2 separate regions of the Mus musculus genome follow, and region 2 is linked to region 1. The links are chromatin loops, found by intact Hi-C in ENCODE. Cell type or tissue: gastrocnemius. All regions are shown on one strand. Each heading gives the region's core, and the rest is flanking DNA. Links, peaks and the distances in the headings are about the cores only. Region 1 overlaps Bfsp1 (beaded filament structural protein 1, in lens-CP94). Region 2 has its middle 32 kb from the start of Gm46768.

Evidence for each region. Hi-C counts contacts between places; a loop is a spot of excess contacts. Peaks named below come from ENCODE experiments on the same cell type or tissue, not always from the same donor. Only the 100,000 strongest peaks of a DNase experiment are listed, where the experiment ranks them.
Region 2: it touches region 1 in a loop (5-fold over the local background); 24 of 42 quality-filtered maps call a loop at or near these places.

What each region holds. Positions count from the first base shown.
Region 1 is chr2:143,835,999-143,838,917 of GRCm38, reverse strand. All of the region lies in intron 5 of Bfsp1 (beaded filament structural protein 1, in lens-CP94), which reads left to right. Among named protein-coding and RNA genes, the nearest start is that of Bfsp1, 26 kb to the left of the region's middle. In gastrocnemius, for the core only: a CTCF peak has its summit at 1,534 (motif pointing left); a DNase peak (open chromatin) is centred at 1,538; H3K4me3 peaks cover 298 bases; H3K27ac peaks cover 280 bases.
Region 2 is chr2:144,451,200-144,454,118 of GRCm38, reverse strand. No RefSeq gene overlaps it. Among named protein-coding and RNA genes, the nearest start is that of Gm46768, 32 kb to the right of the region's middle. In gastrocnemius, for the core only: a CTCF peak has its summit at 1,300 (motif pointing right); a DNase peak (open chromatin) is centred at 1,309.

The DNA.
Region 1 (2,919 bases), core at 164-2,663:
CAGTCATGGCTTGCTGCCACACCACTGCTATGCACGAAGGCAAAATGCAAACAGGAAGCATGGCCTCTACAGAAAGCACAGTGCTTCCACACTGTGGTCAAGTGGACCAGTGCACGTCCATGATGCTCTGCAGGGCATGTACAGTCGCTTGTCAGTATCCAAGGGGGATTAGTCTTCACAACCCCACAGGTACTGAAAATCACACTTGCTCAAGACTCCAAAGTGCTTAGTGCTTGTATGTGAACTATGAAGTTCTCCCATAGCCTTGAACTCAACCCCAACAACTTATAACATCCAGGATAGTGTGAGTGGGTATAAGTAGTTTTATTTTTTATTATTTAGGAAATGATGACAAACATGGTTATACACACACACACACACACACACACACACACACACACACACATATATATATATTTTTCAGCAGAGGCATAATTGGTTGATTGGGACTCTTAGGATCCAGAGAGGTGACTGTTCAGTAACAAAATACTGAACATAACAAAATTGGTCTAACAAAATAACAAAAATTGGTCTAATGAACCTCAGGTGTGCCACCTTCACGGGTTGTCACAGCCCATGTATGTGACGTGGCTCCTGCGTATTTTCTCATTTTCACACTGTTCTGTAAGTCAGGGAGTGGGGCAAGCAGGTTGGTCTCTCTGTTCTGGGTCTCCCAGGGTGGCATAAAGTGTGTGTGTGTGTGTGTGTGTAGTCCACCTGGGCCCCTGCTGGAGGATCTTATGGGAGAACTTGCTCACAGTGTCGGGTGTGTGGTTGGTACAAGTCAATTCCGACAGGCTATAGTGGGGAGGACCCTGTTTAGTCAAAGAGGTTGTGCATTCCTTGGCCCAAGGCTATTCCACGCCAGCGCTGTGTGTAAAGTCCTGGGTCTAACCCTCTGCCTCCAACTTCTCCTCTTAGCTGCTGCTGCTGCTTCTGCTTCTGCTTCTTCTTCTTCTTCTTCTTCTTCTTCTTCTTCTTCTTCTTCTTCTTCTTCTTCTTCTTCTTCCTCCTCCTCCTCCTCCTCTTCCTCCTCCTCCTCCTCCCCCTCCCCCTCCCCCTCCCCCTCCTCCTTCTCCTCCTCCTTGGCTTATGTGATTAGGATTAATTTAATTAATTTAAATAACTTACTTTGTGGTGCTGGTTAAGGTTTTCGATGCTTCCAGAATGTCTCCCGGTTAGGACCTTCAGGGTAAGTTCCCTGGCCCAGCAGCATCAGCAGCATCTGGGAACTTGTCAGAAGTGCAGATTCACGGGTACATCCAGACCAGCTGTGGCCTGGCAACTCCTGTCGTAACAAGTCCTCCAGGCGGCTCCACAGGCATTAGATCCATGCCTCTAAGAACAGAGCCCGAGATTGGAGCTGGGGGCCTCTCCTTCAAGTCAGCCAAACACAGGTGCCCAAGTCCCCTGGGGATTAATTTCTTCCAGGCGGACAAGGAATGACAGACAATTCAGTGTCTTGACAGGACCTGAAAACGGTTTTATTGATTGGCAAACAGGATGAGCCCTGACCTCTTTTTCATCAAGGTTCTTTACCGCCATCTAGTGGTGAGATTCAGCATCAGCGCTTGATCAGGGCACCATCCCTGAAGCAAAACAAAACACAGGACATTTACACCCCCCCCCCCTCTCTCTCTCTCTCTCTCTCTCTCTCTCTCTCTCTCTCTCTCTCTCTCTCTCTCGTGTGTGTTCACTCGTGCATATATGTGCATGCATGTGTGGAGTTCAGAAGACAACTCTCACAAGTCTATTCTTTTCCTTTTATTGTTTGGGCCCTGGGGCTCAGACTCAGGTTGTTAGGCTTGGTAACAAGAAACTTTACCCACAAAGCCAACATGCTGGATATATCATCATCATCGTCATCGTCATCATCATCATCGTCTTTACCTAAATTAACCCATTTATTGTCAGAGGTTTCAAATAGTGATGCTCCCATTGGTCTTTAGATCCTTCCGTCCTCTGATGGCTCACTTGACTGTGACAGAATTGTGGTGGGTCCAGGCCCTGACAGCCACTGTTCTTACACAGGGCCACATGCCTATGGCCCACATCTTTGCCTTAGTCTTGCCACAGGAGGGACAAGGATACTTAGTATGCTGCCTGATTTCAATTTTCTTCACCATTTTCTAGGTAGCGCTTCTCAACCTGTGGTTTACAACCCCCTTTGGCAGCTATTTTATCTCCAAAAATGTTTATATTATGATTTATAACAGTAGCAAAATGACAGTTGTCAAGCAGCAACAGAAATAATGTTATGGCTAGGGGGTCACCACAGTAGGAGGAACTGTATTGAAGGGCACAGCATTAGGAAGGCTGAGAAGCCCGGGAGGCAGGCACCATATTGGGTCCCACAGTTACTGACAGTTGTGACCTACTCGGTGCATTTAGCCATGGCACTGAGATTTAGGGATGATCCCGAGAGCCTCTTCCTCCTGTTACATAAAGGTCTTACGCCCAACAGCGTTCTGGTCTTAAGCGGACTGAGGCCGGACTTCACTGCACAGAAGGGCAGTTATCGGCTCCTGCAAAGACTCCTGCTGCCCTGCGCTGCTGTCTGAAGAGATAGAAAGAGACAGACCATCTATGCTCTAAGCAGAGAACATTCATCTCGCTCACAGTGTGAAGTGCACGCTTGCGCGTGGCTCCTGCCCTCCTCCCGCCTCTCTCTCCTGCTTTAGACACTCCCCTCCAGATAACCCTGGCTGCTCTTCCTTTCTTCTGGCTCCTAGGGTACCTGTCTTTTATGAATAATTTCTTTCTTGAACTCCCTTTCCTTATGCAGTGGCAGGAACAGGCCTTTGAGATGTGGCTGGTCATTCAGTGTCAATGGTTGAATCACCTGCCTGATTCTGTGTTTCATTCTCTGCTAACCGGTGCGGGCCGGATAGGGCTGGTGATGACTGGTAGTCCCCATCG
Region 2 (2,919 bases), core at 184-2,683, 620 kb before region 1:
ATAGTTAAATAGGAGAGGTGTTATCTTTGATAATGATTTTTCTGTAATAATAAGTGTTTTCAGGACTAGGGAGATGGCTCCTTGGAAAACGTGCTTGCATAAACACAAAGATCTGAGTTCAGATCCTGAGCAGCCACATAAAAGTCACGAAGACATGGTGGCCACCTGTAATCCCAGCACTCAGGAGACAGAGACAGAGGCGATCTATGGAACTGGCAGAGTGAACTGGCTGGATCAGCCAGCCCCAAGGACTGGGAGACCTTGCCTCAGTACACAGGGTGGAAATGATGAAGGAAGATGCCCAGTGTCAACCTCCAGCTTTAGCATTCACATGCACTCAGGCACACACACACACACGCACGCACGCACGCACACACGCACGCACGCATGCACTCGGGCCAAAAAAGGAACATTGGGACAGGACGGCTCATTGCATAGTGGCACTTGCTGCCAAGCTTGATGTCTTGAGTTGACTCACTGGACAGCATGGTAAAAGAGACCTGACTCCCAAAAATTGTCCTCTGAACCTCGTAAGCCACTCCCAAACACACAAATAAATAAATGTACCTTTAAATTTTTTTGAAGACACTGATTTAAAGATAGTGAAGTTATGACAAATGTTTGCTAATTTTTATAAAGGCAAAAGAGATTAGAATTAGGAGTTCCATCTCCCTCAGTGGAAAGTCCACATCAGAGAATCTAGCGCCTCCTTCTTCAAGGCTGAACTTTCGGGGTGAGCGCAGACAGGGCATTTGACCTCTTGGGGTTCACCTGTGAGCCTCAGTTTCTGCATCTATAACCTGTAACTTTGAGCTAGTAGAGCCTCTCTTTCTCCCCTCCTGCCTCACACTCACACATTTGTTTGTTTATGTTGTGTGGGGGTCGGAGGACAACTAGCAAGAGTTAAGTTCTCTCCTCCCACCATTTGGACTGAGATCAGGTCATCAGACTTGGCAGCAAGCGCCTTTACCCACTGAGCCATCTCTCGGCCCTGAACCATGATTCTTTGTGCTTTGAGTTGAGAGCGTCCATTCAAGGTTTCTCCCTTGGTGATCCTTTGATCGAGTCAAAGGATCTTTCACAGGGGTCACCTGAGACCATTGGAAGACACAGATATTTACATTATGATTCATAACCATAGAAAAATTACAACTATGAAGCAGCAATGAAAAGAGTCGTGGTTGGGGGTCACCACAATACAAGGAACTGCATTAAAGGGTCGCAGCATTAAGAAGGTTGGGAACCTCTAGTCCACATAGTCCCTGACGTGGTTCTCTTACGTGCTTCTGAACTTTGAACAGCAGGGGTCGCCCTACACACAGTGATTACTTCTTTGCTTAGTGCTTTTTCTCCTGCAAGCTGATTCTTCAACCATTAGGATTCAATTGTCCAACGTTTCCCTGGTGCTGTGGGTAGCCAAGGACTCTGAGGAATCTGGTGACGTTTCAATTTTTCAAATATCTGTGAATAGAAACTTTTGTTTTGTTTTTGTTTTTTTGATACAGGGTTTCTCTATGTAGCCCAGGATGTTCTGAAACTCACTCTGTGGACCAGGCTGGCCTCAAACTCAGAGATCCACCTGCCTCTGCCCAAATGCTGGGATTAAAGGCGTGTGCCACCATGTCCTGCTGGAAACTTTTAATTGTATTATTTATATAATTAAAAATATTACTGAAGAACAATGGGGCAACCACAGCTTTAATCCCACAGTAATTTTCTACACTAAAGTGAACTACAGGTAGGTTACTACAACCACTCATTTAGGGGAGTGGAAGAGCATGCTGTCCTGGGGTTCTCAGAGAATAAACTCAATCAGTGACTCAGCACCTGTGAGTGGGTACTTTGTGCCAACTACTATTTGTTTATAGTATTAACAAATGAAGCTGTAAAACTGGGGTCGTATGAACATTGTTACGGTGAAATAGCCTTAGGTACACATGCGTGTCACCATATTGCAGTGACCCAGAACATGGACTGTCCAGACACTTCATAGTATCAGACAAGCTGCTGGAATACAGACCTCGCCTTTATCTGTGCAGGGATTATTCCACTGGCAGAGAGAGGTCATTGACGAAACGGCCATGGGTTGAATTCCATGTGTATGCACATCACTGTTAGAAGAAGGATGAGAAAGGGACAGAAAGTTTGTCCCTATTTATCAGACACAGGACTGAAGTGATAGGGTGATCATGCCAATAGCAGTAGCTAAGGTATTTGTCGTAATACTGGGCTGTCCCAGGGTGAATGCTGGCATATTGAGAGGCATTCTTAACTTAGGTGAGGTTCCATATGTCACGTGAGGATTTTATGAGGCTGTGTGTCTTAACTATCTGAAAGCATGGTATTTACTCAATAAATATTAGTCACGGCTTGTCAGGGATTGATACAATCTTTAATTGTCTCACTTTCTGGTTTTATTCAAATTTCTTCTCAATTGTATTTTTTTACAAAAAAAAAAAAAAAAAACGACTGAAGGTTTTTTTTTTTCTCTTTTTTGCTTATCCAGTCAAAACATTTACTGATCACCTTCTCTATGCCCCCTCCCCCACTATATTAGACACTAAAGATTCATCAGTAAATAAGACACAGAATCAAACAAGGTCTCCTCACCCGCACAAGATAATGCCATAGCTATCTCCTGGCCCGATCCTCTCCATGCTTCAGTATGTCTCTGATTCACCCGATTCCCTCCCTCTCCAAACCCAGGTCTTCAAAATCTCTTAACTGTTGTATCATCTCTGCAGCCCACGACCAATGCTCTGAGGCCCTCCCACCAGGCTCTCTTCCTTTGGCTTTCCTAGAACAAATGACCTAATTTATATGTTGTTGTTGTTGTTGTTGTTAAAAATGATATATGTGTGTATAGTGTACTTATGTGTATGTATTCACACATATGAGGTAGGAAGGTTAATGTCAGAT